4 separate regions of the Homo sapiens genome follow, and regions 1, 2 and 3 are each linked to region 4. The links are chromatin loops, found by intact Hi-C in ENCODE. Cell type or tissue: Panc1. All regions are shown on one strand. Region 1 overlaps ACADL (acyl-CoA dehydrogenase long chain). Region 2 overlaps MAP2 (microtubule associated protein 2). Region 3 overlaps MAP2 (microtubule associated protein 2). Region 4 has its middle 90 kb from the start of MAP2.

What was found. Hi-C counts contacts between places; a loop is a spot of excess contacts. Peaks named below come from ENCODE experiments on the same cell type or tissue, not always from the same donor. Only the 100,000 strongest peaks of a DNase experiment are listed, where the experiment ranks them.
Region 1: a loop joins it to region 4, with 4 times the contacts of the local background. A loop is called at or near these places in 30 of 110 quality-filtered maps.
Region 2: it touches region 4 in a loop (10-fold over the local background); 49 of 110 quality-filtered maps call a loop at or near these places.
Region 3: it touches region 4 in a loop (4-fold over the local background); 50 of 110 quality-filtered maps call a loop at or near these places.

The regions. Positions count from the first base shown.
Region 1 is chr2:210,191,345-210,199,344 of GRCh38, reverse strand. It overlaps ACADL (acyl-CoA dehydrogenase long chain), which reads left to right. Exons shown (of 11, transcript NM_001608.4): 9 at 4,007-4,134; 10 at 6,455-6,541. Among named protein-coding and RNA genes, the nearest start is that of KANSL1L, 24 kb to the right of the region's middle. In Panc1, CTCF peaks have their summits at 3,465 and 3,665 (motif pointing right); a DNase peak (open chromatin) is centred at 3,724; H3K4me3 peaks cover 270 bases.
Region 2 is chr2:209,573,785-209,581,784 of GRCh38, reverse strand. MAP2 (microtubule associated protein 2) reads right to left here. Exons shown (of 16, transcript NM_001375505.1): 3 at 1,685-1,749. Among named protein-coding and RNA genes, the nearest start is that of MAP2, 150 kb to the right of the region's middle. In Panc1, CTCF peaks have their summits at 3,982 and 4,188 (motif pointing right); no DNase peak of the experiment used is centred here; H3K4me3 peaks cover 524 bases; H3K27ac peaks cover 827 bases.
Region 3 is chr2:209,552,568-209,560,567 of GRCh38, reverse strand. All of the region lies in intron 2 of MAP2 (microtubule associated protein 2), which reads right to left. Among named protein-coding and RNA genes, the nearest start is that of MAP2, 130 kb to the right of the region's middle. In Panc1, CTCF peaks have their summits at 3,820 and 4,021 (motif pointing right); a DNase peak (open chromatin) is centred at 4,017.
Region 4 is chr2:209,330,203-209,338,202 of GRCh38, reverse strand. No RefSeq gene overlaps it. Among named protein-coding and RNA genes, the nearest start is that of MAP2, 90 kb to the left of the region's middle. In Panc1, CTCF peaks have their summits at 3,259, 3,563 (motif pointing left), 6,513 and 6,713 (motif pointing right); DNase peaks (open chromatin) are centred at 3,552 and 6,722; H3K27ac peaks cover 3,011 bases.

The DNA.
Region 1 (8,000 bases), 860 kb before region 4:
GGTCACATTATTGATAGCTAGTAGTATTGTTTTCCAAGTAAGTTTATATGTTCTGAGATTTCTGAGATATGTCTTCTGATCTTCCTATTTTATCTAAATAAATATATTTGAATAATATTTTCATATTTCAAGCTAGGAGTATATTCAGAGATGATGAATAACCGATACTGTACATACCTATACCTTGTATTCAAGAGCTGGGTACACTATGGATCTAGTTATTCAATTGAAATAGAAGAGCTTTAAATGTTACAATATACTTGGCCACATGTCATTTTATAACTATATAACTATTCAGTTTCCATTCTCTTTGTTATCCTTGAATTTTGGACATTTTGGGGCTTTCTGACCAGTTGAAATGCATGTCACAAAATTTATTTTCTTTTTAGAATAGAAACCTACGTATGGATGTAGCAATAATTATTAGGATTTTTAAAATCTATGCTCTCCATAGTTTATGTCGATCTTATGGTTTTTTGCGGAATAGACAATAAAACAGTAAAATCCAGATGTTAAATAATAATGGATATTATTGCTTGACTGCTCCCTATCTGCCAGACACTGCTAAGTGAATGGTCTCATTCTTTTTCTTCACAAATCTATATAAGTATTTTAATTATTTTTATTTTACAGTTAAGGAAATTAAGGTATAGAGAGGTTAAGTAACTTGCCCCAAATTACACATATATTCTAATTCCAGAACCTACACTCTTTACCTATATACTGTTATTACTGCCCAGAAGTGCAAAGCAGATGGGCCTTTTTTCTTTTCCTATTTCCTTCACTCAGTGGGCAACGAAGTGAAAATGGAATGTTTTTTCTAATCTAATGAGAGCTCTTGGTTAGTCATTTCCTGTGTGGTATGTGTTCTTAATTCTAAGGGCATAAAGAATTAGGGAGAGGAATAGAGAGGAAAAAAATAATACTTCTTCTTGACATGTGTCTAAAATGGGAATATCCAGTTTTTAAGACCTTGAGCATGGGACTAATTAACTATCAAATAGCAAACCTAGTGTGTTTCATTTTATATTTTAACCATAATATGTGAGAGCAACTGATGCTGTTGTTTAAATGAATACTGGGCTAGATAACCTCTCCAAGGTGTTCTCCATTTCCATAATTCTAAGAATTCTGTCATTCAGAACTCTGAAAAAGACTCCATCCAGCCCACTTAGTAACTTCAGAATAATTTTTAATGCTAGCTGCAGTATTATTTATTAACAAATATAAATGACTTAAAAATACTGCTATGACCTTGTCGATCATTCACTAAGAGCACTTGACTAGTAATGTGTGGTCTAATTTTTAGTTGCCTTTGATTAGAGGATGATTTCAGAAAGCATAATGCAGTGTCTGCAGTGAAAAGCAAAGACCAAATCTGTTTAGTAACGCTCAACCCAATGGCAAGAATATGTAAATATTTAATCTTTTTATCCTCAGAGAGTAAATTATGTACTCTTGGAGACATTATTCTCTCAGACCTCTGGACTTCACTGAATGCACTGATGCAAGAATTCTAAATCATTCCATTCTGGTTTGAAGTTTTACTTCAGCTTCTAGAAGTTTCCAGCATTTACAAAGGAATGACTCTTGTATGAGAGAATCAGGCTTAGATATCTTTACTCTTTCATATTGTAAAGACAGTGCATAAATTCCCAAATGTGGCATCATGTAGGCAAAAAAATATCTTGAGACTTGTTGGATCCACCCTTATTTTCCAAATAAAGTGTCATACATAGTGTCATTGAACTAAACTAGGAGTAGGCTTAGAAACCATCTTCAGGGATTTTCATGGAATACTCATCTGTTTTCGATATATAGATTATTTGCCTATTTTTTTCTTTTTTTGTTCCATCTTTATATTGTCTAAGAGTAAACTTCAATGTGTGGGTTGGGAGTGGGAAACTTTGTGCTGATTAAAGGGTAGATATTTGACCTAATTAAATATATGATGAATAGAAATGGAGATAGAAAAAATTAAGGGAAACAATAAGCGGGGAAGAAAGTTTTGATGTGACCCAGCATGTTCAGAACTAGAGGCCAGAATACAGAGATGGAAGGAGTGGGGTGCCAACCTTCTCATTGCTTAGTTTTGGAATCATTCGATGCCAGTTACATTCTCTGTTTCTAGAACAGGGTGAAATAAAACCAGGGGAAAGACAGTCAGTTGGAGTTTTCATCAGCACAGTAGTTATGTTGATATACCTGTAAGGAATCTGCCCCTCAGAGCTTTACTCCACCTGATACACCCTGGTCTTGCTTGGTCCTGGGTCTTTTTACACTCCCATTCTACTCTTTTCCAGAAATGGTAAGTATCAAAACTGTCCCAACCAACAATGACAGTGAAAGAATCAGTTTTATAACTTGAGAATTGCTGTAGCCAGCATTAAAAGCAGACCATGTATCTTCTGAGAATGTGTCCCACCACCCTCCTTTGAGAACACAGCTGTGGCTTTGGACTTGGTAGTACCTAGGTGGGATGTGTTTAATTTCTAGTTTGAGTTTCACTGCACCACCTTTGCCTGTAACTTTCCATGTATATGCTATTAGCCACAGTGAAGTTCTTACTCATTTCACAGCAGAATGATCAGAACTGTTTCTATCTGAATTTTCACAAAGAAGATAGGCCAGCTGACCATATCTGGGCCTTGGACCTAAGAAATCAACTAGAATGGAGTATACTTTTGGAGCTACCCAAAGTGGGAACCCAGTATTTCAAGTTCAAGCCAATTTCCTGAGGGAGGCTCAAGAGTCAGTGCCAAAGAGAACAGATATACACTCCAAGTTCAGAGTGTGAGAGCCTAGAGTCAGGAATGAAATAAAGCTTGATTGAAGCAAGGACAGTCAGCAACAATTGAGAATGGTCTAAATAGAATGATTTCCAAAAATGCTAATGGGTTGTCCATGGCCAGTAGGAGGAGGTAGGTACATAGCTATATTAACATTGATAATCCCAGACCATTCAGTCCAAGCTAGAGACTGCTAAACAAGCTATTGAGAGGTACGGGAGGTGTATTCATCCATTTTCATACTGCTATGAAGAAATACCTGAGACTGGGTAATTTATTAAAAAAAAAAAAAGAGGTTTAATGGACTCACAGTTCCACATGGCTGGGGAGGCCTCATAATCATGGCGGAAGGTGAAGGAGGAACAACAGCACATCTTACATGGTAGCAGGCAAAACAGCGTGTGCAGGGGAACCACTCTTTATAAAACCATCAGATCTCATGAGACTTACTCACTATCACAAGAACATCATGGGACAAACCCACCCCCATGATTCAATTATCTCCCACCACGTCCCTCCCACAACATGTGGGGATTATGGGAGCTACAATTCAAGATAAGATTTGGGTAGGGACAGAGCCAAACCATATCAGAAGGGATAATGTGAAGGGATGAAAGAGGATGAGGGTACTGGATTTTGATCTCTTTAGTACTCTGATTTTATTCTATTGCTTTCTACAGATCTAGATTAAATACTGTGCAATATTAAATAATACCTTATATTTTGATGTTTATGAACATATATAGAAACCCCTTGTCCCTCCAGATGTTAGAAGCAGAGTAGCAAAATCTGTATACTTAATTTCATTAATAAAGAAAAAAATCTTCAAGGATTTAATCTCTGGAGGAAAAAGCAACAGGTGTTTTCAACGGCTGTACCTAAATAACTGTACCACAAGATGGTGCTCACACATTAAAGTCATGCTGTTTTTCAAGAATTTTGCCTCGTCTAAATTTTACAATCTGAAACAAGACATTGTTTATGTTTTAAACTATTTTTGCATCTTTTAGTACAAATTTCCTTAGCACTGAAATATAGTGAGTTTTAAATTTAAGCTGATTTGGTAACAAATGCCATTTTTATGGAGGAAAAAACCAACAATTCCACTTTTGTTTGCCCTAAAGATCTTTTATTGTATAATTTCTGATATGTTAAGTGGGTTGAAGTTTATATTTCTACCATGCTCACTTTTTTCTTTTATTTCCTTTAAATTCAAGACAGTGCAACATAAATTAGCAGAATTAAAAACACATATATGTGTAACCCGAGCATTTGTGGACAACTGTCTCCAGCTGCATGAAGCGAAACGTTTGGACTCCGCCACTGCTTGCATGGCGAAATATTGGTATGCATGCTACAGTAATTAGAGTGCGGTGTGTGCTCAGACTGATATGGAATTCTGCCAATTTTAAGCTCAGCCTTGAGGGTCTTAAAGGAAGAAATCTGTGAAATGAAAAATAAAAGTGAGACTCCACTTTAAAAAAAAATGCTAAAAAGTTCCATTAAGCATATGTATAATGTGCTAAAAATGTTTCAAGTTGGTATTTAATTTTTTTATCCTAATAGGCAAGCAAAGTTAGTATTTAATTCTTAACTTGCTATTGAAAATAAAATATTAAGAGTGGGAAAATGAAGAGTGATATTGATAGGATGACTGATTCATTCATTCAAGTAATAGTTTAATTTCAAATTATCTGAAGAGTGGCAGTATAGTGAGGCTGAAAGGGAACAGTAAAACTTAGGAGTCTTGAGATAGAGTCCAAATTCTTTTATTAAATAACTATAATTAAACTTAATTCCATCCAGGAAAATGTTTTTGTTATCTGTGAAATGACTAAGTTGGACAGGATTTTTCTATTTAAGGTGCTTTCCAATTTTAAGAAAAAATTCAGGAAGAACTGGCTGTCCAATCAAAGTTTCACAGGCTCTATTAAGTGAAAGGAGAATAAAAATCCTATTAAGTTTAGAAAGACTTCGATTTGAATTAAAGATTATTAGCAATGGTGTTAAAGATGAGTTGAATGAAAAAACATCCCTGTATGTCAGACTTTTGTATATTTTAAGATTTTAGAATATACAGTCTAAATCAGATTCTGGAAGTAGATTTGGTTTCCTCTTTTTAAAAACAAACATTCTCCCATATCATTAGCCCAAGAGTAACTTAGAATAAATTCCTGTCATTATTCATTAACTTGTGTTCAGTTCAATCACAGGTAGAACAGGGGAAATATTTTGTGCTTTATATAATGATCCCATAATAACAAAATTGCCAGGTTGAAAAATAATGTGGAATTACTTTTCAGAAACTTGCACTTTTGAGGAGACTTTTTATATTTACATTTACAAGAAGTTCTTTGACTAGTGGCAAAAAGTGTAAAAAAAATTTACATATTTTTGGAAAAAGAGAAGTTTGGATAGCCATTGACCTTGTTATTTGAAAACCTCAGGTTTATACACATGCTCATATTTCACACTGAAACACAGGAGGCAACTAGTTATAGCCCAGTAAATATTTCACTAAAATACTTGCCAAATATAAAAAATTAGAGAAATCCAAATATTATTGTCCCCAAAGTCTTGTCTATTAATAATTATATTGTTAATATATTGCTTAGAAATATCCTCACCTGTCGTATGGTCTGAGTTTTAAATTATTTTAAATAAAAAGAAGTATCTACCCTTATTTTTGCTTTATGCTTCCCACTATTGAAAAATAAGTAGTGGGGTGCTGTAGCTTGCCACTGTAGTAACTCCTACTTGAGAAGCTGAGGTGAGAGGATCCTTTGAGCCCTGGAGTTCAAGACTGTAATGAGCTATGATTGTGCCACTGTATCCCAACCTAGGCCCTAGAGTGGGTGAGACTCCATCACTAAAACAGACTCACAAACAAAAAGAAAGAAAGAAAAGAAAAATAAGTAGAAAAGAATTTTGAACTAATGTATTTTTATGTTAAGGTGAATAAAATCTCTATCATGAATTTTAATGATAGAATTGTGATATTATCAGAAAAGAATTTTTCTCAAGCACTGCATGTTTATGTATACAAACATTATATATAATACTAATACATACACTTCAGGAATAATAATCTCTATATAATTTTCTAATGTTTCCTATATGATAGCATATACTTTGTTAGTCTGCCCTCTTAGGTTTTCACTTTTATCTTCAATTTATTTCTGAAAAGTCAGAACCCTAAAAAATTGCTTTTTTATACTGAAATTCAGAATCGTGATCTTCAAGTAGAAAGTGACATCATTGGAGAAAAAATGCATATTACAAGGGCAAAAAGAACTAGGTGGCTGAGTAATTTAGATCATATAGAGAATCCAAATAAATTAGAACATATTCAAGTCTTTACTGCATGTTTTTCTAGCCTCAAATAGCCAAAATCTAATCATCTGAGTTTTCTACCTTTTGTTTCTAGCCTAACAAAAACCTAGCAAGAAATATAATTAATGAAAAAGGTACTCTTATATGAAAATTCTCTTGAAATATATTTCATATGTAATTTTTATCTTCTTTGCTTAGCTAATATGCCGTTCTAATTGCTTAATAAATGTGCACATTTAAACAATTGTAAATAATTAGTTTTCTGGTTTTGAAGCACCTCATGAAAATCCATTTCAAACATTTCTTTTCTGCCTTTTATTTTGGTCATTTAGGGCATCTGAGTTACAAAATAGTGTAGCTTACGACTGTGTACAGCTCCATGGAGGTTGGGGATACATGTGGGAGTACCCAATTGCAAAGTAAGTATAGTTTTCTGATACACTCTTCTTTATGATGTGAAGAAAAAGGAAAATTTCTTTACTTTGTACATCAAATGTAGAGGGAAAGGAGGTGTGCAATCTTTTGAATTTTTCAGCTGAATACAGACAAAATGTATTCAAGCAAATGGAAACAGCTTTTTTTTTATCAACTCCCTACTAGGATTTTATTTTTCTTAAATAAAGTAAAGAGACCAATAAACAAAAGCTTGATCCTTGGCTTTATTTGAATCCTTATGTAGAAGGACAAATAGTATTTTCAAAAATTTTTTAATTTTTTTATTTTTTATTTTATTTTGAGACAGTCTCGCTCTGTCACCCAGGTTGGAGTACAGTGGCATGATCTGGGTTCACTGCAACCTCCACCTTCCAGGTTCAAATAATTCTTGTGCCTCAGTCTCCAGAGTAGCTGGAATTAACAGGTGCGTGCCATGACACCTGGCTAATTTTTTTGTATTTTTAGTAGAGGTGTGGTTTTGCCATGTTGGCCAGGCTGGTCTCAAACCCCTGGCCTCAAGTGATCTGCCTGCCTTGGCATCCCAAAGTACTGGGATTACAGGCGTGAGCCACTGCATCCGGCCAAATACTACTTTTTTTTTAAAACCAAAAAAAAAAAAAAGCAATACAGAAAAATTAACTGGCATATGAAAAGGATCTAAGTTGTCACATATCTTAAATATCTGATTATTTGTTTTGTTCTAAAAAAATTAAAAATCTTCTTTCTAAATAGATTTATTTCCTTCAAATTGAAAGAAATCAAATATATCTTTTTATCATATATGAATATTCTTATCAGTTTGAAGCAGTACTAATTTGTAAATAGGCAGTGTCCCCATTCATATTTCTTCCTCAATCTCCAGAATTTCCTTTTCTCCTAACAGTCTTTTGCCTCAGAAGTCTCCCCATAGCTTTTTTTCCTCATCACCCTAGAAAATATATTTTTCTGATTATTTAGCAATGATTTTGGTTTAGAAAATTTTCCCAAGGAAATTTTTTATTTATACAGAAAAGTTCAGTTTGTTCTGAATCTGAGAGTAAGAATGCTATAGGCTTCTAAAAATGTTTTAAGATTATCTTAATATAAAGTATCTAAAGGGAAAAATTATGAAACCTACATTCAAACTGGCAGCCTAATGATTTCAAATTTATCTTTTTGGTAAGTATAATTGGAAACATTTAATATGCTTATAGTCCTTAGAAAAAATATTTTACTAAAATTACATTAAGAACAGAAGCTATGTAGTGGCTCAATGTTTGTGTGGTTTAGTTCACATTTAAGAAAGGCCTATTAGGTGGGGAGAAGGCAATCATCTAAATGGCTTAAGATTAGAGCGTGGCATAAGCCTTGGTCTCTGTTTTCTCGGAGTCAACTCCTTCAAGTTGGTACCAAGCAAACAATGTAGATTGATGGCTTATTTGAAATCTCTGGTTTCAGTTTGAG
Region 2 (8,000 bases), 240 kb before region 4:
ATTGACAACGCATTGGAGTCATTTTTTAGCAGTTAAATAATTTCACCCTTTTCCAATTCATACACATATCCTAAAGTTCAAAATTAATATAATGAGTTGCTGAATGAGTCTGAAGATTAGGAAATAGATCTTCATGTGAAATATATGCTCTCTGGATTTAATCAGATGGGCAAATACCAAATAGATTTTTTTTCCACCAAACATAAATATTTTCACTTACTTTGAGTGAAATCTAAAAAGAGAGAATGGTCTCAAGAGTTTTACAATATCTAGGTGAAATAATCCTGTTTGGGGGATTTCATACACGATTCCACTGAGTAATTTCTGAAGAAGAAGTGCAATATAATTTTATGTGTCTCAAGACTAGTATTAGCTTTTGTTCAATATCTGAAATAATGCAATTTCCTTTCTCAGACCACACTAATTTATTTTAACGAATTCATTCTCCTGTTCAAAAATCTTTATGTGATGCTGCCTACACTCTAGAAGGCTGAGGACAGTGTCATCTACCCCTTCCCTCTCTCTCTCACAATAATTACCCACAGCAGCAAGGCTCTTAAGAAGTGCTTGTGGAATGAATAAATTAAGGTTCTCATGATTATACATTGCAGATATTAACAAAGGACAATGTATTACTCTCCTTCACCTGCTACAAATATTCACACTCACAGGTGTACACTCACATACTTATAATATTTCAGTGTCAGTAGTTGGACATTATTTTCAGGTATATTTTTCAAAAATTAAATTTATTGTGTAAAATGCTTCGGACTGACAGTCTTGAGAGGAAATATTATACATAGATCCCAAGGAAAGGCTTAAAAGGTATTACTGATTTTCTTCTCAGCAGGGCAGAAAATGTCTTCCATTTTTTAAAGGCAAATTACAAATATAGGTTTTATTGATATTAACAGGTATTAAAGTTAAAGACGGTCTTAAAGAAAAGGTAATATCCATAATTGCCATCTCAAATCAATATATATCCTGATGCTGAATTTCAAAATTAATGTTTTTCATGTAAGGCATGAGGCCCAGGATCAAGTGGATTCAAGTGCATTCATGGCAAGATGAAGGATTACTTTCTTATGCTGTCAATTCCAAATAAAGCAAATGTAAAATAACTTCTTTTAAGAACTAACAACCTCGGCCTTTAAATATGTCCATTTTAAAGACTGAAATGTCAATAAAGAAGTTACAATATTTTATTTGTAAAGCCAACAATACTGAGTCATTCCTGGGCTTTCGTCTCTAGCACCCATTCTACCTGGGAAGGGCAAGGCATTTCATTTAACCATTTTAATAAATCACTTAGCAGGATTTGTTCAGATAAAATCATTACTTAGCATATTTCTCTTAAATTCAAATTAATGAATTTTCATTTAGATGGAGAATTTTGGACTTTAAAAAAAACATTACAATGATAAAATCTCCAAATAAGCCAAACATGTTGATATTTGTTAATAACTTGCAACATAGGCAAAAGACACAATTCTTTAGTCATCCTCTAATCAAAACAACCTTAGATAATAGAAGTATCTGCATAGAAAATGGTATATGCAATAGACAATGATCAACTTAAGCTTAAGGATAAAAGACCAATCATAGATAAATTAATTTAAATAAAAACATTCCAATTCTCCCCTGATTTTCCCTCATTAAAACATCCAAACAAAACATGTGGTACCTTTTAATTTTCTGAATGAGTAGCTCCCAATCAATGCTTCCTCGGTTAGAGACAAGCTGAAGAATCTACCGAAACAAAACAAAAGAAACATATATATATATATATATGGATTTGTTAACTAAATATCAAAAATTATAACTCACCAGTAAGCAAATGCATTCTTTATACTCAAATAATAAATCTATGCCTGGAGGTCTGTAGCACAAAAAAAATGCAGTACTTGAATATTTAGGAAGCTCAATAATGAATTTTAAAAGATCTTTACTCTGAGATTACATAAAGCACATCCTATGAAAAACGAATTGAAAATGAAACGAAATAAAATTAAAAGCCCCAAACCATTACCAGCGCATATGCAGCAATACCACTCAAGTCTAGCCTTTGAGAACTGCTGCAGAATCCTTCTCCGGGAGCATTATCCCCACAGGCTGGCTCTCTGGCTCTCTAGCTCCAGACAGACGCAGTCTGCAAGCCACCAGCTCGTGTCTGTGTGTGCCGGGGAAAGGGAAGCTGCAAATTAGAAGTCCCCGCAGTGGCGAACAGGAAAATAAGGCGAGTGGGAGAGAGGGAGAGAGCTCACTAGTCTCAGAATTTTCGAGAATGATGACAAGCCACTCAGCTCCGCCATCATTCACTGACAATAGGATGCAGCCCTCACTTACGATTTAGCGGTTTGCCATAGGGGCTTCTGGTACCAAATGCCTGACAGGCATTTTAATTGCCTCCATCCAAGTGTGTCCCCAGGAGTCGAGTCTATCAGCCTATGAATGTCATCATCTGGTCTCCTTTGTGTTAATGCCAGACACACACACACACACGCACGCACGCACGCACACACACACACCGCTTAAATAGAGAAACAGTTTTCAGGCATATAGGATTACAAACAAGTTAAGCTACACAAACTGGACATGACTAAATACTAGTTTATGGGAATTTTTATTATCTGCATTAAGGACATCAGAGATTTGTTGATGTTTTGTCATTGGCAGATAATTACAATATTTTTAACTATCGCATATTGCTTATTTATATTCCAAAATAAATATCTTCATTAAAGAAATGCATATATTTATGTATATTTTCCTACAGAAAATTCAATACCCTTTTAACAGTTATAATTATGCACTTGGCCATGTTTTCCTTACAAGAGAAAAAGAAAAAAAAAAAACAGAGAATTAGAAAACCAGGGCCGATATGTGATTTCTGGGGGCAATCTATTTACATACAAAAGCAAAAGGAGGTGGCAACCAGCTTGGTCCTGGGGCTTTTCAGTCCCTGAGGGCCCAGGCAGAGAATTCAATCTTTGGCATAATCTGTATCCCCTCCATGTTAGCAACTGAAATTAGCAGTTGAATATCCCTATTTTACAGTGCCCTTGTGTAGGGAGGTTAAGTGTGGAATAATTTCCTGCATTTATTTCCTGGGGAAAAGGGAAGGAGAAAAATGTCAATAAATAAGTTAATTTTTACAGCATTGTTAGCAACCTGAACCAGTGAATGGAGCAAAATTCGATGAGAACCAAAAAGGCCAGCTGTGAAGAAGGTTGCTGGGAAGAAGCATCACCATGGTTACTGGAAACAGAAAGTCAAGAAAAAAAAAATATGATGGCAGAGAAGAGAGAATGAGACTACAGGGAAGGAAATTGAGAGACAGATGATATGTTTCTTTTTTTTTTTTTCCTTCTTGAAAGAATCGCCTCCATCAGTTTTATACTGTATTTTGAATTAAGATAAATTTGCATTCTCCTTGAGCCACCTTTCTGCCCCATTTTTTAATCACTAGCTAATTTTGCTTTCATAAATATTCAAACTACAGTTCTTTTGTATGAGATCAATTCTGCTACCCCTTGCCTCTATCCAAATACTGGCTTCATGGAACCACTTAGCCTAGTCCACATCCTTTGTTTCATAGGTGAGAAAGCTGAGGCCCAAAGAATATGACCAAGGTCACAAAACCCAGGCACCCGCAGCGTTTCCTGATTCAATCCTCTGCCTTTCTTCTCTCACCAAGTGACTTTCTTTCCCTGCTCTCTTTTGTTCTGTTTGCAAGCAATACAGATTCCAGAAACATCCTTTGTCTTTGATTTTTTAAACCTTCTTGTATTTGCTACAGCAGTGATGTATGTCCCTCTTTAAAATGCATTGCAATCATTCTGAAGACTTTTGCAAATATCTGTGCTGGATTGTATTTGAGGTCTGAGGAATCTGGGGTAATTATGTCACTGCTTTTCTTTCATTTCCAGTCTGGCAATCAGATAAATCAAGCATGATTGCCCTTTTGTGAACCTATCTTGTTGAGCCTGAACTTCATCATTACATACTAGGCACTCTTATCATTACTGGCCTCATTATTTCTGCAAGCATAAAACTGGGTAATCAAATTGAGTCGGTCTCCCAAGGCACCTTCTAGGTATAGACAAGTTAAACTTTCCTGGGTTACCAAAAACAATGAAGCTGGAAAATGGAAAGCCCAGGTAAAATTAAAAATTACAATAATAATGATAATAATTCATTCCAAAACAACCACTGGAGGGCGCAAAATTTCTTAAAATCTTTCTAAACTACTCAGTAAATGTGGCTAGAATTTTGACCTTCATATTTTACTGTTTTTATTTTCTTTCCAAACTGTTCTTTCAATATTCAGTTTATATGATTCAATGCTTTTGGATTAACTCATCTATAGATAGGGTCATACTGCTTTTTTTGATGTCTAAAAGACAGTTGCTGCCACCATCATCATCCTCTCTCCCCAGTATGTAGCTATAAAATGAATAAATCACATTTTGAAAATGTATGACTACCACAGGTAATAATCACAAGAGATTTCAGGTTTTAGTGAATCCTACATACTGGTTAGAATTCTTCCCCCGACCCGCAAAAAAAAAAATGCCCCTTTAAATATAATCTCCCTGTTAAATGTCTATTTTTCTTCAGTGATTTTGGATAATGAGGTGATTTTTCAAAGTGAATGCTTTATTTTAATGTATTGTCTTCTGTTCACTTCTGAACATAAAAAATGATGCCTAAGACTTATGTCTGGGAACATGAATCATATTCTATCATGAAAGCACATAACAGGGTCCTGGTCAGTCTAAAAAAATAGCACAGCTTCCAAAAACATTTAATACTCTCTGGAGGTCATTTAATATTTAGGGATACCTAGTTCAGTACATGAGAATGAGTTGGTACACTCTTTTTCTTTTCTTTTTTTCCCAATTGTTTCCAACATGGAGTAAGTACCATATGTGAAACATAATTACTGCCCTTAGGTATGTCATATTCTAAGAATACAAGACAACCGACAATTGAGATACTTCTGTGAATTTTTAGATTTTTCATATTTATGCCCAAAAGCCTAAACTGATGCTTGCCTTACCCTTCTTCTGTCTGACAGTATTTTAGACCTTGGATTACCACCATTCATCCATTCAATCAATTGTGATGGCACACATACATATTTTTCAGACTCTTTACAGGTTCTGGGAATGGAAAAAAAGTGGGAAACAGGATTTCCTTTTCAAGACACTTCATTTAATAAATTAGTTAACAGAAGGCCAGGCATGGTGGTTCATGCCTGTAATCTCAGCACTTTGGGAGGCTGAGGTGGGTGGATCACCTGAGGTCAGGAGTTTGAAACCAGCCTGGCCATAGTGAAACCCCATCTCTACTAAAAAAAAAAATACAAAAATTAGCTGGGTGTGGTGGTGCATGCCTGTAGTCCCAGCTACTTGGGAAGCTGAGGCAGGAGAATCTCTTGAACCCAAGAGGTGGAGGTTGCAGTGAGCCGAGATCGCACCACTGCACTCCAGCCTGGGCGACAGAGCAAGACTTCGTCTCTCAAAATAATAAATAAATAAATAAATTAGCAGAAACCTAACTTCACACTTCCTTTTCTCACTTTGATGAGATACTATGACTCCACCCCTCTGTCATATCTGCTTCATTGTAGATGCCTGATCTTTAAGAATCTGATTTAGCTATACTCCCAAATTTAGTTAATTCACCCCTGTGCCTCTTCTGAAATAACTTTGATTTCATTCCCTAAATATATTGGTCTGCGTATTTGTGTATGACTACCTAAACTCTCCAGGAATGAATAATGGAGACTTATCTTCCTTACCTCCTTAAAGCCTTTGCTCATAGATCATCTTCCAACCAGGGCTTTCCTAACTACCATAATGAAAGTTGCAACCATGCCCTTTCCATGGCTTTTCATTCCCTGCTGCATTTTACTTTTTTCCATAGCACTTATCATAGCATAAACTTTTCTTATTTACTTCTAACTTCACCCCGCTAGTTCCACGAGGGCAGTCATTTTTACATGTTTGGGACACTGGTATCCAAAGCACCTAAAACAGTGCCTGGAGCGTACTGGCACTCAAACATGTTTTTTAAATGACTGAATATGAAAAATCACACTAGTGGATGAATTGGAATGTCTAAACACAAGAGAAGTTTTTGTATTCCATATTGTCTTCCCTATTCTATATATTCAGTCTTTCTTAAAAATATTGCCTTTTATTTGTAAGCGACTCCTTGCCACATATATATGTATTTTTTTTTTTTTTTTTTTTTTTTTTGAGATGGAGTCTCACTGTTGCCCAGGCTGGAGTGCAGTGGCGCGATCTCGGCTCACTGCAAGCTCCACCTCCCGGGTTCACGCCATTCTCCTGCCTCAGCCTCCCGAGTAGCTGGGACTACAGGCACCCGCCATCACGCCCGGCTAGTTTTCTGAATTTTTAGTAGAGACGGGGTTTCACTGTGTTAGCCAGGATGGTCTCGATCTTCTGACCTCGTGATCCGCCCGCCTTGGCCTCCCAAAGTGCTGGGATTACATGCATGAGCCAGCGCACCCGGCCTTCCTTGCCATATATTTTGTAATCAATATGTTTTATAATTTCTATTATAGGATGTAAATTTATTTTAAATAGAGACTTGTCTCCTACTCTCTTTGAATTCTGCAAAGTACCTAGCATGGGGCTATCAGCTTTTAAATGCTCAGAAAGAGTTTGTTTGATAAATCATGCCTTCTCTTGGTATTAAAATGTGCTAAATTATAATTTTTAGATTTTTAAAATAAAATTTGACAAATTAATGCTGCCTCATGGCCAAAATATTTTGGAATGACCTTTGTAGAGATATGACTACACTTACTAAAATTTGTACTTTCAAAAATTTATAATAGAAATAATACTTATGCTTTCCCCTAGTATTCTTGAGTTTGTTATTCTAAATCAAATAGGCAGATGTGTAAGTATTTTACAAATTATCATGATATCCAAAATCACTGAACACTGTTTTGCCTTATTTACTATAGATGACATTTTCTCTTCCAACAAAGTTGGTCCACACAAAAATATATTTTGGTCAAAAAAGACAAAAAGTGTCATAATCAGCACATTAGTCTTAGATATACAAAATGATAAAATTATATTACTTTTTACCTACAAAATGCCAATTTCAAATGGTTCAACCTAATACCTAGAGAAGCTATACATGGATGCGGGATTGGGTAGCGTGAGTTGTACAAAATGACTCCCATGTTTATTGCAGCATTATTCACAATAGCTAAGATATGTAAACAATCTAAGTGTCTGTAGATGGATGAATGGATAAAGAAACCATAATCTCTGTGTCTGTGTGTGTGTGTGTGTGTGTGTGTGTGTATCTATACTATGCAGCTCTAAAAAAGAACAGGATCTTGCCATTTGCCACAATGTAGATTAGCCCGGAGGACATTATGCTAAGTGTAGTACATTAGACACAGAAAGAAAAACATTGCATGATCTCACTTATTTGTGAGATATAAATAACAATAATAATAAAAATTCAATGATACAGACAGTGAACAAAACTGTGGTTACCAGTGACAGGGCTGGGGGACAGTTTGGCAGTGGCAGGGAATGAGGAGATGTAGGTTAGAGTATACCAAATAGCATCATGTAGAATGAGCAAGTCTAGAGATCGAATGTACCATGAGAATCATAGGTAATAACATTGTACTGTACAAAAACCAAATAAACATCACATGGTACCCCATAAATGTATACAATTATGATTTGTCAGTCAAAAATATTAATAATAAAACTTTTAAAAAATGTGGTATATTCATAGAATATTGTTTGGCAATAAAAAAGTGAAGTGCTGACATGTCACAACACAAATGAACCTAAAAGCCATTATACTCAGTGAAAGAAGGTGGTTACAAAAGGCCATATATTTTATAATTCCATTTATATGAAATACCTAGGATAGTCAAATCCATAAAAATGGAAAGTATATTAATGGCTGCCAGAGGCTTGGGGCAGAGGGTA
Region 3 (8,000 bases), 220 kb before region 4:
GTCAAGCCTGCAGAGGGCCATGAGCACACCACTGCACTCCACCCTGGGCAACAGAATGACACCCTATCTCAAAAAAAAAAAAAAAAGAATCTCAAAGTTGTCACCACACCAGTTCCTTAAATGTGACATAGGTACTGCATCCACTGGGAAAATAAAAGAAGTTATATGTTTGCAATTTTAAAAAATCTTATATTCCCTAAATTACACTGTTCTTTCAGACCTACTAAATAAATGTAAGAAAAGTAAAAACACAAGAAATCACAAATGTATGTTTTATCATTCTTCACATAAATGTTTCATTTTTTTGAAAAGATTTCAATGTATCACAAAATAAAATATGCTTTCCTATCTGAAGTATTAAATAACAAAGCAGCACAGGGAACAGGTGAGAATGCAATCCATAGCCTTTCATCTGTTCTGTTTAGTCTCAGAGTCAGAAGACAAGGACTCATGTTGTATCTAACCAAGCTAGCTTATTTATTTCCTTCACCCTCACATATATCCTACCTCCTACTTATTCCCTGCACACAGATTTATATTGGTGCTCCTATTTGGCATTGTTCCAAGTAAGCTGAATACTTGTTTCATAGCACTAATCATAGTCATGATAATATAGCATTTTATATTTCACCAAGTACTCTCAAAGCAATTACTTCATTTTGTCCTAGAAGCAATGACACCCCAGTCTTGGTTTATAAATGCCATTTACCACTAAAAGGAACAAGAAGTCCTTGAAAAAAAAATGTGGCTGACTCCAGGACTGGCACAGGGAAAATACAAAGAGTCTCTGGACATCTTGTTGCACCAGAAAGCAGAGAAGTGTTGAAGGACTGACTAATGAGACTTGATGAAAGGACACCACTACTGTCTTGGTGGGGCTCCCAGTGGCCAAATTTGGTTTTTCTCTTTATTTTTTTGAGACAGAGTCTTTCTCTATCATCCAGGCTGGAGTGCAGTGGCATGATCTTGGCTCACTACAACCTCTGCCTCCCGCGTTTAAGCGATTCTTCTGCCTCAGCCTCCTGAGTAGCTGGGATTACAGGCATGCTTCACCACACCCGGCTTTTTTTTTTTTTTTTTTTTTTTTTGTATTTTTGGCAGAGATGGAGTTTCACCATGTTGGCCAGGCTGGTCTTGAACTCCTGACCTAAAGTGATCTGCCTGCCTCGGCCTCCCAAAGTGCTGGGATTACAGGTGTGAGCCACCACGCCCAGTGGAATGGCCAAATTTGAAATAATTTGGGCACCAAATATAATAATGATGGTATTAGATTATAAGACATTTACTGAAGGAAAATCCATGAGGCTATAGAGATACTCTAACAGAGGGAGGGAGGGAAGGAGGCGTCGGCGGGGAGAGAGAAGGAGAAGCTTTAGAAAAGGAGAGGAGTTGGGGGAAAAGTCTTCTTTAGAGAAGAATGCCAGTTAGTAAGGGCAGAAAGAATGATAAACTTTAAAAACAAAAAATCACCATTTCATCCTCCAATATAGTAACAGACTCAGGTAAGAATCACTGATGTATGCTGAAACTGCTGGGTGAAAGAATGTGGGGAAACAGGATATTCCCATGGCCTTGAAGTATCCCCTACAGATTCCTTCTTCATTACAGAGGCAGAGAGGTACTTTTACAAGTAAATTGATAAAAAGTGTCCAATATCATCTATTTGGTTATTTCCCCAAAAAATATATACTCTGAACCTAATGATCAGTAAGCAAATAAGAACTTCCACGATGGGAGACAGTCTTCAAGACAACTGGCCTGGTATTTCCAGAAACATTAACGTCACAAAATTTTAAAAAAGCAGGTGCTGGTTACTAGATTAAAGGAGACTAAAGAAACATGGTAACCTTGCTTATTCTTGGATTATTATTATTATTATTAGAAAAAGAACATTTTGGGGACAAATGAAGGAATTTGAATACAGGTTACATACTAGATAATATTATTGAATGAGTGTTAAATTTCTTGGCTCTGATAACAGTATTGTAGTAATGAGAATGTCTGGGTCTTTAAAGATACAAGACGAAGTGTTTAGAGGTGAAGTGTCTTGCAAACAGTTCAGAAGAAAAATGAATGTGTGGCCGGGCGTGGTGGCTCACACCTGTAATCCCAGCACGCTGGGAGGCTGAGGCAGGCAGATCACCTGAGGTCAAGAGTTCAAGACCAGCCTGGCCGACATGGCGAAACCCTGTCTCTACTAAAACTACAAAAATTAGCTGGGCTTGGTGGTGCGTGCCTGTAATCCCAACTACTTGGGAGGCTGAGGCAGGAGAATTGCTTGAACCCAGGAGGCAGATGTTGCAGTGAGCCAAGATCACGCCACTGCACTCCAGCCTGGGTGACAGAGCAAGACCTACCTCAAAAAAATAAAGAAAGAAATAAAATAAGAATATGTGTGTGTGTTTATGTAGATATATGAATGTGTGTATGCACATGGTATATACATATATATCTTCCTGAAGAGATGAGAAAGATAACATTGTCATCATGTTAACAATTAGTGAATCTAGTGAAGTACACACAGATATTCATTGTACTATTCTTTCAATTGTTCTGTAGCTTTAAAATTATTCAAAATTAAAAGTTTGGAGAAGAAAATATTGTGTGTGTTCCAAATAGCTCATGATACAGTGGTGGAGAAAGGCACATAAAACTGTTTAGAGTTCAATGTGCTCAGCTCTGCGATGAGTTTTTCATAAGGCACCATGAGAGTACAGAGGAGGATAAGCCGAATTCTAACTCCCTCAGTGCACATCCTGTGCTTTTTCCACTCCCACACTGCTCATGGACTTGAGCCATTAAAGGCTCTCTCATCTTTCCTCCCTGCATCACTTCAACCTGTTACCTTTAGCTGCCTAGTAAAACAGGACCTAATCTAAGCTAAAGACAACCTGGCTCATTCTCACTCTTCAGAGCCCCTGGGATCCAGGGCCATTTCAGGATGCCAAGGACTCATTTTACAGACTATTCTGGTACTTGTAAACCCACTTGGAAGAATGCCTTGATGAGTCTTCCAGTGATGCCTGATGCTGGAGTTGGATAGTGGCTCTACTGGACAAGAGCCTCCACACGATTCACTCTGGTGTGAATGTGCATGCTTACACTCCATAACCAAGTTGGAATGTAGCAGCTTAAACAGGGAAAAAAAACCACATTTTTTTCCTGCTGTCTACCTCCATACCATTCTTGAAGAATTGGACAGGAGTCTTCTCTTCTTACCAGACAGGTAACGGAAACAACAATTTGTCATGAGACTCACATACTGGACTAAAGTTTAGTCTTCTCAGTACAGCCAAAATGCTCCCATTATGTGAGAGAACAAGATGGTGCCACAAGTCTGTTGTCTGGTCTCAGAATTAGAAACCGTAAGTCCAAGATTCAGATGAACCTGAATAGTATTTTATTCAGTGTATTTTGAATTAACAGTGAATGTGAGATCACAGATTTTCCAGAGCCTACTGAGTATTACTTAACTATGTTAAATTATTTTAAACAGTTCAAAAGAAAGGACAGTATCTTCTGTTAACATAGATATTCAAAATATATTTCCTTATCTGGTAGATGTCAACTTAATTCACCCAAATAATGTATAATTATAATAATACATATTTAATATATAGCACTTAACTCTGTATTTCCATTAGGAGAATGATAAGCATTATACTTGAATATTCTTATTTTGTTTTGTTTTGCATTGCTTAATAATTAAAAAAGAATCTCAGCAGTAAAGACATAATTTTATATATGTAGTTTAAATTTTTTTACAACGTAGGTTAGAACATTTTTGGGTTTAATATGCCATTGTCAGCTACAATGGTTTTATGTCAGATTACCTCTAGTTAAGATATTTCCTTCCATTTTGGTTGTTTCTTTCACTGTGTAATCCTTTTTTTTTTTTTTTTTTTAATAGGCCAGATTATGTTGCCAGTATGTGTGCGTGTATGCAAGGGTGGAGGTGTTTCAGGTTGAAATCTGGCACCCATGTTTAGGCCTCACATTTCTCTCTAAGCAGTAGAGGGCAGAGTTGTAGCACTTACTATGTGCCAGACACTGCTAAGAACTTTACAAGGTTCACGTAATACTTACAGATTTAGGATGCAGATCCTAGTATTGTCTCCACTTCAGAGATAATGAAACTGAGGTACAGAAAATGAAATAACTTGTCTAAGGCAACGGAGCAAATAAATGGTAGAACCACAAATCTTCAAAAGAAAGAAGGCCTGGGGCGGGATGCAGTGGCTCGCGCCTACAATCCCTGCACTTTGGGAGGCCAAGGCAGGACGATCGCTTGAGTTCAGGAGTTCAATACCAGCTTGGACAACGTGGCAAGACCCTGTCTCTACAAGAAATATTTAAAAAATTAGCTGGGCATGGTGGTATGTGCCTATAGTCCCAGCTACTTGGGAGGCTGAGGTAGGAGGATCACTTGAGCCCGGGAGTTGGAGGCTGCAGTAAACTATGATGGTGCACTGCACTCCAGCCTGGGCAACAGAGCAAGAGGCTGCCTCTAAAAAAAAAAAAAAAAGAAAAGAAAAAAAAAAAAGAAAGAATGCCTGAAAATGATTTTCTCTTTTCAATTTCTTTTCAAGCAGAAAATCCAGCTTTTCCAGAACTAATACCATTAAAAGGATAGTTAGAACACAACCACTAGGCTGTCTTTCTGGATGCCAGGCCTGTTACAAACTGCAGATGCTGAGAATGTGACTAGATTTTGTAATTCATCCTTGAAGGATGGGAGTAGAATATTGGCATTCTCCAGTTTATAAAGACAAATATTAAATATCGCTTGGTTTTCCTGGCTAGACTTTTGATATGTTTGAATGATACTACAAATCTGAGCTAAAAATGCTTTTTGGTACCTCTATGCCTGGCACAATCCAACAATTTAACAAATGCTGAATGGATAAATAAAAGAAATAAACTTGAGTTGTGAAGTAAAGAAATAAAGCTGAATTTCAATTTTGACTCCTTCATATTGAAAATGTATAGATAAGCCCCTTTATTACTAAAAAACTAGAACTTTGCCTGTGGTTCTGTATGTTCTCAATGCTAATTTACCTTATCTCCAGTCCAGTCATAAGCCTTAATAAACAGTCCCATCCGGGTCTTTCCTTCTTCCCAGAATTCTCCATAACACAAAATTGTCCAACTCTCGGCCTCCATTAAAACAGCTTCCCCTATAGCAGATTCCACCGGGAATGTGGAAAATTTTTTAAAAATAACTGAACTGAGTGAATATTCGCTGGCATCTTAGCTTTCTCAGAATATGTGCATTTTTTAAGTGTAATAAATCCTTGTTTAGCAGATAAATTCTACCAAATAAACCTCCATAGTTGAATTCTAGGCAGTAAATAGAAGCAAACATACAAAACAAACAAATAAACCAAAAATCAGACCTAGGATTATAAAATGAAGGATAGGATTATGACGGGCACTGGGCACCCTTTTGCTATCTTCTGTATGAATCATCTGTTATTTTCCAGACATGAAGTTGGAAGCCCCAAGAACCAGGATTTATGATTATATTTGCCCATTCGATGCCTCCCCTAAAATTCTGACACTTTAAATCCCTTCTGAAACAAGGCAGAAAGTAAATTATATATATATATAAAAATAATATATATATTTATATATGATAGATACATAAAATGTGTATATATTATATTTAATGCATATATAAATTATATATATATAATATTTATCAGATAGTTACTGTGTATTTAAATTCTGTGGTAACAGTTTACCTGCTACCGAAATGAATCTAAAATTTTAGTCCCAAAACGAGCTTTTATTTTATTTTTTAATTTTAATTTTTTTTTGAGACAGTCTCTGTTGCCTAGGCTGGTGTGCAGTGGAATAATTCAGGCACAGCTCACTGCAGCCTCAACATCCCAGGCTCTATCAGTCCTCCCACCTCAGCCACCTGAGTAGCTTTGTATTTTTGTAGAGACAACGCTTCACCACGTTGTCCAGGCTGGTCTTAAACTCCTATGCTCAAACAATCCATCAGCCTCTGCCTCCCAAAGTACTAGGATTACAGGCATAAGCCACTGCACCCGACCCCAAACCAACCTATTAGACTTTCATTCTCCAGTCTGCATTCTTCACAGCAGCCTACTGTGGCAGCATCCATCTTAACTCACAATGGTACCATGCTTACATCTGTCTGAATCCTACACCCTCGGGTAGAAGAGAGTGGAGAAGACCAGTCCTAGAATATAGGACGCTGTGGCCAGAGTAGTGGGCTAAATTTGGAGCAGGCAGAATAAACAGGGGATTTCTTCTGGAGACCACCTAGCTGCCAAGGGTTACAGGCTGAGCCAAGCCAGGATCTGGTGGGGAGAGTTTAGATTTGAATACCCAAAAGACTGAATTTCAATGCTTTATTAAAAAGCAGAAGCAAGTATTAAGATGAGAGTCAAAGAGCTAAAAGGTCATCTCCTGAGATAGAACTGTATATTTCTGTCATGCCTTCATTCTCAGTAGTTTACACTGTGAAACAGGTATCTTGAACACACCCATTGGATCCCTTGTCCACGGTGTATATGCTGGACCCAGCTCCCACCCACTCTCGAGTCAGTTGTGAGCTTCTTTTCTCAACTCTGTGGTCAGTGACATCACGAGGACAGCTTGAAACTGGCCACAGGAGTAGTATTTACATACAGAAATCCGCTAACTCTACAAATTAGGGCATTTTACATCTTTCCCCACTCTCCTTGACAGCCACTTTACCAGCATACCACTAACTATCAAGAAATTAAGAGATGCTTCTTCTTTTCAATGTAATACATTTATTTAGGCAATGATAACATTCTCAAATACGCCACTTAGGGATGAGGACAAATTAAATAAGTGTAGAAGGGATAGCCCAAAAATAAGATAAATAGAGGCATAAAAATAGTTTAAATTACTTGAAATCACTTTTTGGACTTCAACTGAGAAGTTATGCCAATAACTACTATCATTTATTAAGTCTAGCACTACTATTAATTGGTGCTATTAATAACAGCAACAATAATCAGAGCAGTCATTTACATCAGGAAATCAATGTATTGTTTACCAAGCACTTTCCTGTATGTTATCTTATATGTTCTTGTAAAGGTGATGAGCCCAGGAATTTTTAAATTTCCATACATACATTCATAAACACAAGCATCTGGTTTATGAACCAGGCAACACCAGGATCTCTTTTAATGATGTACGGTACAGGGCTCTTCTCGCTGTACCATACTGCCTCTTAAAAATACATCCTTTTTAGGCTGGGCGCGGTGGCTCACACCTGTAATCCCAGCACTTTGGGAGGCCGAGGCTGGTGGACCACGAGGTCAAGAGATCGAGACCATCCTGGCCAACAGGGTGAAACCCCATCTCTACTAAATATACAAAAAATTAGCCGGGCGTGGTGGTGGGTGCCTGTAGTCCGAGCTACTCCGGAGGCTGAGGCAGGAGAATGGCATGAACCCGGGAGGCAGAGCTTGCAGTGAGCCGAGATCGTGCCACTGCACTCCAGCCTGGGCGACAGAGTGAGACTCCGTCTCAAAAAAAAAAACAACAACAAAACATTCTTTTTAATGTTTTAACTCTGTTTTGTGACAGTGCAGTGCTGTCAAACAGTGTTTGTTATAGTCTTAATATTTTTCCCAGCTAAATTAATTTCAATTTTAATTGATTTTCAAACTAAGTATTTTTCTTTTTTCTTTTCTTTTTGAGACAGAGTCATGCTCTGTTGCCCAAGCTGGAGTGCAGTGGCGCGATCTTGGCTCAGCACAACCCCTGCCTCCCGGGATCAAGCGATACTCCTGCCTCAGCCTCCCAAGTAGCTGGGACTACAGGTGCGTGCCACAACGCCCGGCTAATTTTTGTATTTTTAGTAGAGATGGGGTTTCACTATGTTGGCCAGACTGGTCTCAAACTCCTGACCTCGTGATCCACCCGCCTCGGCCTCCCAAAGTGCTGGGATTACAGGCATGAGCCACTCCACCCGGCCAGTAAGTATTTCT
Region 4 (8,000 bases):
GATGATGTCAAAAGTTTGGCGTGAGCAACTGTGTGAATGGCAGTATTGTTTACTAAGATGTGGAAGAAAAAGTGAAGAATAGGTTTACAGGAGTGGATCAGGTTGTATTTGACATATTATATCTAAAATGACTATGAGACAGCCAAGTGGAGATGTCAAGTAGGCAACTGAATATGCAAACCAGGGGGAAAAGACAGAGCAGGACATACATTTGAGACTCTTTAGTGTATAGATGGTATTTAAGTCATGTTGCTGGTTGAGATCACTTAGACATTAAAGTTAATTAGAGATCCAGAAGACAAGGTAAATTGAACCAAAAAAAAAAATGAGCAAAATCAGCTTATAAGATAGGAGGAAAACCAGGATCATATCGTGCTCTGGAAACCAAGTACAAAAAATGTTTCTATCATGTACAATGCTCCTGAGATGTCCACTAACAAGAGGATTAAAAATGGCAAAGTGGGGCCAGGTGTGGTGGCTCATGCCTGTAATCTCAGCACTTTGGGAGGCTGACGAAGGCGGATCACGAGGTCAGGAGTTCAAGACCAGCCTGGCCAACATAGTGAAAACCCCTCTCTACTAAAAATACAAATATTAGCAGGGAGTGATGGCGGGTGCCTGTTGCCTGTAGTTCCAACTACTTGGGAGGCTGAGGCAGGAGAATCGCTTGAACCCAGGAGGCGGAGGTTTCAGTGAGCCGAGATCATGCCACTACACTCCAGCCTGGGCAACACAGCGACACTTTGCCAAAAAAAAAGAAAGAAAAAAGAAAGAAGAAGGAAGGAAGGAAGGAAAGAAAGAAAGGGAAAGAAAGAAAGAAGAAAGAAAGAAAGAGAAAGAAAGAAAGAAAAAGAAAGAAAGAAAGGCAAAGTGGATTTAGTAGTATGGAGGTTCTTGGGACCTTGAAAAGACGAATATTAGAGGCAATACTAGATTAAAGTAGGAAGAATAAATAACACAACATTACATAACATCCATGTAAAGCATCTGCCTTTCAAACCAAATTGCAAAAGGACTGCCTCATGCAAAGATTCTATAAATTCAGGATAAAAAGACATTGCAGTGAAATTTCTTTAGACTCAATTTTCTCCAAGGCATCAAAATGGTAGATGCACAGTCCATAGTGAGATGTGAGACTTAAAAGAGAAGGTAGCAGAATATTCGTTTCCATCATTGGCTGACCATCTACCTCTAATATCTAAACAGATCTTGGATAAGCTAAGAAAAAATGATTGGAAATCCAAAGAGGATTTGTGGGTAGAGTATTGGTATTCTATGATTCTTCCTGACAGCAAAAGTCAAGATGCTTTCTTTTTCTTTCTGACAAGAGAAAGGGTTTGGAGGAAGCCGAGCTGGTGAGCTTAATCTATTATCCTTACTACCACCATGTTTGAGTAACTCATGCCTGAGAAACTCAGAAGGCAAGGCCTGGGCTGGCTTTCTGGAGATGATAAGAAAGAGGCTGCTGTTGCCTCAGAACCATCCTACACTCTCAATGGAACAAGGCAAAATTGTGTAATTTTCTCCTCTACTGTACCTGTTGTGGGCCATGTCAAGAGAAAGCCAGCTTGAGCTTGTCTTGGCTCTTGCCTAAGAGGAAGTATCATAATTTGTGGTATAATAACCTGGCCAAAATCTCAGTGGCTTACAACAGCAAATATTTATTATTTTCTTGGGTCAGCTGCACGGTAATTCTGTGGTCAGCTGGCAGCTCATCTAGGCCTGGATTGTCAAGAATAGCTTCATAATCTATAGCTTTATCATTGACTAGATGTTAGCTGGGTGAAGGTGATGCTATGTCTTCATTCTCCAGAAAAGCTCTAGCCTGAGCTTTTCACAGCATAGTGCTGACAGAGACAACTGAAAATTTCAAAGTATATGTTTTCTTCAAGCCATTCAATTGTTTTTAAATTTTTCTTTTATGTAGGTCTTATATGTTAACTGCAAATTTTATTTCTAGGTTATAGTATTGTTACTATTATCAACAACAATAATAATGAACATAAAATTACTTTTTGACATTTATTAGCAATTTATTTTGCAGTGAATGTTCAATAAATAGGCCAGTTAATTTTCAAGGTATTGATTTGGATGTATCTCTCTAAGACCTACTTAGTTATTTTTTATTTATAGTCTGTATTTTTTGTATACTTCCGTGTCTGAGCTTATAGATGTGAGGATTCTACACATCTGAGGATTAATTTTATCCCTACACATGTGAGGATTAATTGTGTCCCTATCTATTTCCACTCATATTTCTTGCAGTTTTCTTTTATTATTTTAATGATCTGTAACTTGATGTATAAATACTATTGACAGGTATGATTTATCTTCATTTGTGATTATAGGATATCTTTCTTTTTCTCATTTCATGATTATTACTTTGAACTCAAGCCTAAATGCCTCTTGTTCCATATTCTTATTTTAATAATAGATTTCTTCAAACTTGATAAAAGTTTTGCAATTCATACTTTTGCCTAATTCAGACAAAAATTAAGCTGTTTATATTCAATTAATGAATTATCTTTATAGCCACCTAATTACTTATAACATTGCAAGAATTAAGCTTCCAAAATTTCAAGGGAACAAATTTCTATTTAATATCTAAAAATATGTTTGAAAATGCGTGTTTTAGTAGCTACCCTCTTCACTAGCCCTAAGAATATTTTCTTCTTTGACTAAAAGTGAATCTCCAAGACAAAAGTAAATGTGGCTGAGGATTTCCTAGAAACTGTATACATTAATTTAAATATTAGTGTATTGACATGTCAGAGAAATTATTTTCCTTGCAGCAAGCACTATACAAAAACTATTAATAAGCTAATAACAACTTAATAGTACCTATTCAGTAATGGAATCATTGTTTGCCAAGACTGTATGCACTTACATTGTGCTAAGCATTTTTACACATTGTCTAATTTAATTTTCACAATAATATAAAGCAAGTATTTTTATTTTTCTTATTTACAGATAAAGGAACTGAGGCTAAGAGAAGTGACCTCTGACACCCAGCTAACTAGTGACAGAGGTGAGATTTGGGCTAGGGGGGTTTGATAGCAAAGGCCATGCATTTGGTCTGTTTTGCTTTTAAACTTAATATACCTTTTTAAGGAAATAACTTGAATGAATCAAGGGATATTAACTTAATTAGGAAGAAATGTATTTACAGAAAAATTGGAACTTTTTTGCTAATTCAGGTGAACAGGTTTTTTGCTAGACTGAATAATGAAGCTTCACTATTCTGAGTGTTTTTCTATTATGACACTACAAATGATTTAATAATTTTTAGAATTTGGATTGTATCCTAATTTTCTAAAAACTGTTTATCTTTTATTAAGATAAAAAATAATCTTAATAATTTGCAAAGCTTTTAATAGAACTAAATTATATGAATTTGAGGCCCCATCTGAAACTCAGCCATGAGATGGCATGCTGAAATCTCCAGGGGAGTGTTAATGCTGGCTTTCACTGGCATCGACAATCCACAGCGAGTGTGCAGGGCAAGGAGAGTTTTTATTTCCAAGTCTAAACCGAATGAAATGCAATTAATTCTGCTGTCTGGGCCGCTGGTGCCCTCTACAGGTCAAATAGATGCTATACAGCTTTAGGTTTCACCTGTTAAAATGTCGTTTTAGCGCTAAAAGAACTCTGGGTCCCATTGCATAGTAGCTTCTTTACAGGGTACTGTCACTCTTATTGGCATAAATAATAGAAATATTGAGTAAAAATCACCTAAATAGCCTCATTCATGTGTCTAGCAGTTGGATAGGTGTTAGCTGGGATGATGGTGATGACGTGTCTCATTCTTCAGCAGCCTAGAGTGGTTATTCATATGGTAGCAGTCACAGGAACAATTGAAAATACCAAAGAGTATGTTTTATTTATGCCTTTCAGTTGCTTATTTAAATTTTTTATATAGTTGTTATATAATTGTAATGCAACACTCATATATCAATGTCTTAAGTTATTCAGTTACATCAAGATGATTATTTCTTTAAAAAAGTATGGGGAGACAGAAGTGGAGATGGCAGTAGTACAAGTTTTATTGTAAAGATCAAATGAAATAAACTATGTAAAGCTTATGGAACATAATAGGTCATCTGAAAGCAATTATTTTTACTTAATCAAATTTTAAAGTTTTATGTGAGAACAAAACAAGCTAGGGTGAGGGTGGAATGGTTGGGGGTGTGAAAAACGTAGGCAACACAGAGGAAGGGCTTACTCAGTCCTCATTTAAAATACCTCATTAAATATATCATGTGTACAAAATAGAAAAAAACACAAAATATAAGCATATTTCAAGTGTAATTAGGGAAAACGCATTTGTGGTCATTATTATGTATTATTTTTCTACATCAGAAATCTAAGTTTTCAGTCTTTGTTTAGAGTAATCCTTTATTGGTTTTTTACATTTTGTAACACAGATTAGTTTGGAGCTCCTAACTTTACCATGGTAAAGAGACAATCTGTAGTTCTGTTTTCTCATCTTTTACATGATAAGTAATAGTGAAGAGTCATAGTGTCCTAACTTCACTTGTTTTTTAAAAAAAATTTTTCTCCCATTTTGTAGGTTGCCTGTTCACTCTGACGGTAGTTTCTTTTGCGTGCAGAAGCTCTTTAGTTTAATTAGATCCCATTTGTCAATTTTGGCTTTTGTTGCCATTGCTTTTGGTGTTTTAGACATGAAGTCCTTGCCCATGCCTATGTCCTGAATGGTAATGCCTAGGTTTTCTTCTAGAGTTTTTATGGTTTTAGGTCTAACGTTTAAGTCTTTAATCCATCTTGAATTAATTTTTGTATAAGGTGTGAGGAAGGGATCCAGTTTCAGCTTTCTACATATGGCTAGCCAGTTTTCCCAGCACCATTTATTAAATAGGGAATCCTTTCCCCATTGCTTGTTTTTCTCAGGTTTGTCAAAGATCAGATAGTTGTAGATAGGCGGCGTTATTTCTGAGGGCTCTGTTCTGTTCCATTGATCTATATCTCTGTTTTGGTACCAGTACCATGCTGTTTTGGTTACTGTAGCCTTGTAGTATAGTTTGAAGTCAGGTAGCGTGATGCCTCCAGCTTTGTTCTTTTGGCTTAGGATTGACTTGGCGATGCGGGCTCTTTTTTGGTTCCATATGAACTTTAAAGTAGTTTTTTCCAATTCTGTGAAAATTTTCGCAACCTACTCATCTGACAAAGGGCTAATATCCAGAATCTACAATGAACTCAAACAAATTTACAAGAAGAAAACAAACAACCCCATCAAAAAGTGGGCGAAGGATATGAACAGACACTTCTCAAAAGAAGACATTTATGCAGCCAAAAGACACATGAAAAAATGCTCATCATCACTGGCCATCAGAGAAATGCAAATCAAAACCACAATGAGATACCATCTCACACCAGTTAGAATGGCAATCATTAAAAAGTCAGGAAACAACAGGTGCTGGAGAGGATGTGGAGAAATAGGAACACTTTGACACTGTTGGTGGGACTGTAAACTAGTTCAACCATTGTGGAAGTCAGTGTGGCGATTCCTCAGGGATCTAGAACTAGAAATACCATTTGACCCAGCCATCCCATTACTGGGTATATACCCAAAGGACTATAAATCATGCTGCTATAAAGACACATGCACACGTATGTTTATTGTGGCACTATTCACAATAGCAAAGACTTGGAACCAACCCAAATGTCCAACAATGATAGACTGGATTAAGAAAATGTGGCACATATACACCATGGAATACTATGCAGCCATAAAAAATGATGAGTTCATGTCCTTTGTAGGGATATGGATGAAATTGGAAATCATCATTCTCAGTAAACTATTGCAAGGACAAAAAACCAAACACCACATGTTCTCACTCATAGATGGGAATTGAACAATGAGAAGACATGGACACAGGAAGGGGAACATCACACTCTGGGGACTGTTGTGGGGTGGGGGGAGGGGGGAGGGATGGCATTAGGAGATATACCTAATGCTAAATGACAAGTTAATGGGTGCAGCACAACAGCATGGCACATGTATACATATGTAACTAACCTGCACATTGTGCACATGTACCCTAAAACTTAAAGTATAATAATAATTTAAAAAATAAAAAAAAACACACTTTAAATAAACCCCCCCAAAAAATTTTTTTTAAAGGCTAAATTAGAGATTCATATAAAAACACCTGACACTTTTCCTGGGCATGGTTCTAAGCTCTTCACATATGTTAACTTATGGACTTTTACAATAATAATTCAAGGTAAGGAGTAGTATTTTTTTCAATTTTCCAAAGAAGGAAACTGAGCTACAGAGAATTTTAATAAATTGCCAAAGATTATACATTTTGTAAGTTTTGAAGCCATCCATGTGGGGCAATCTGGTTCCAGGATATATATGTTTAACTGTTCAACTTTGAAAATTTGTAAAAACAAAAAGTATTATTTAAATCAAGATATTACCATTAGGATTAATATTAATCAGATCATTATTTCTCACATTCAGCTTTCTATGTTAACAAAGTTAATCTGAACAAAATAGGATCATTTAGCATGAGCAAGTCCTATGGTTTTAGGCTCTTGGGTAAGTGTTATTCTTAGATTTCTAGATATTGTAATTCGGGCACCATTCAAACTGAAGGCAAGTTACAGTATTTCTCTTCATTCAAATAGATTTGATTGTTTTGGTTACTTAAGGTTTTCTACAACTTAATGCCACTAAGGCACCACTTGATGGCAGTGGTAACCTGGGTTATGATGTCTATTTAGGTCTGGAGATAAGATGGAAATACAGTGATTTTTTAAAGCTGAATCCAACTAAACATCTATCTAAGATATGGTACTTAAAAGACAAAAAGACATGGTTCACATACATATTTGAATTACAGTTTTATCAAATATAAAACTCTGTGTCCTGCCTCTTTCCCACACCAGATTCATTATTTTAAAAAATCAAACCAAAGCAAAGCAAAAATCAATGTTAGGTTTCTTTGTGGTTGTTCTGATAGCTCTAAGGACTATACCTACGACACTTTTAAAACTATATCAACCTTAAATTTATTTAAATTTCAGCTTCTCCATCTATTACTCAGTTATCACCACTCTCTATGTCTTAGCTGATCACTTCTGCAACTCCAAACATGCAAAACCTCTAATTCTTTACTTCTCACTTATATAATGAGAATACTAATGTTCCCCTTCCCTTCATCATCTCGTCTTACCCTCACTATGCTCTCATTTCTGTCAGTTTTTTCAAAGTTGAGAAAAATTTGTATTCTATTTTATGATAATTAAGTACTGCAGATTTTGCTTATAATTTTAACCTAATAATTAAAAACCAAAGCCTGAGTTTATATCACTATGAGTATAAAAATACTGCTTATTTCAAAGAAGAGTCATGTGCCATGGTTGCATTACCTTTTCTACCAAGGCAATGACACATATCTGTGCCATTAGATGGAAAATATTCCTAGCATTAGGTACAAGTGGATTGTCCTATTTTATCCTGAGACCATTTTTAAATCTCATTGTCAAGGTCTTCTAATGTGCTTGATTGGTATTCTCCCGGTGTTTCCCATTCATTCTCATTTTTATGGTAATTTATTCCTTTAAAATGTATTTACCATCATTTTAATGGGTTCTCATGGGAGTAGGACTAAACAAATAAAATAATGATTAAATAGTATGAGCTACATAATGTTTAATCAAGAGTTGATGTAAAGAGAAACTTTTAAAGGAAACATAATGCCCATCATCATAGGACCAGTAAACTTTAGGGCTAGAAGTCTCTCTGTTATTTTACAAATCAAACCAAAGCAGAATAAATTAATTTTCTAAAATTGCACAAGTTAGTCTACAATGAATATCTTATCTGATGTGATTCTTTATTTCTTACCTAATGACAATTGATTTTAAGGATACCTGATAGCTAATATTTGCTTAAAGCATTTGAATTTGGTGTAATCTATACCCTTTAACCTAATAATGAAAACCTTTAGATCACTTAAGTCAATAGAGGC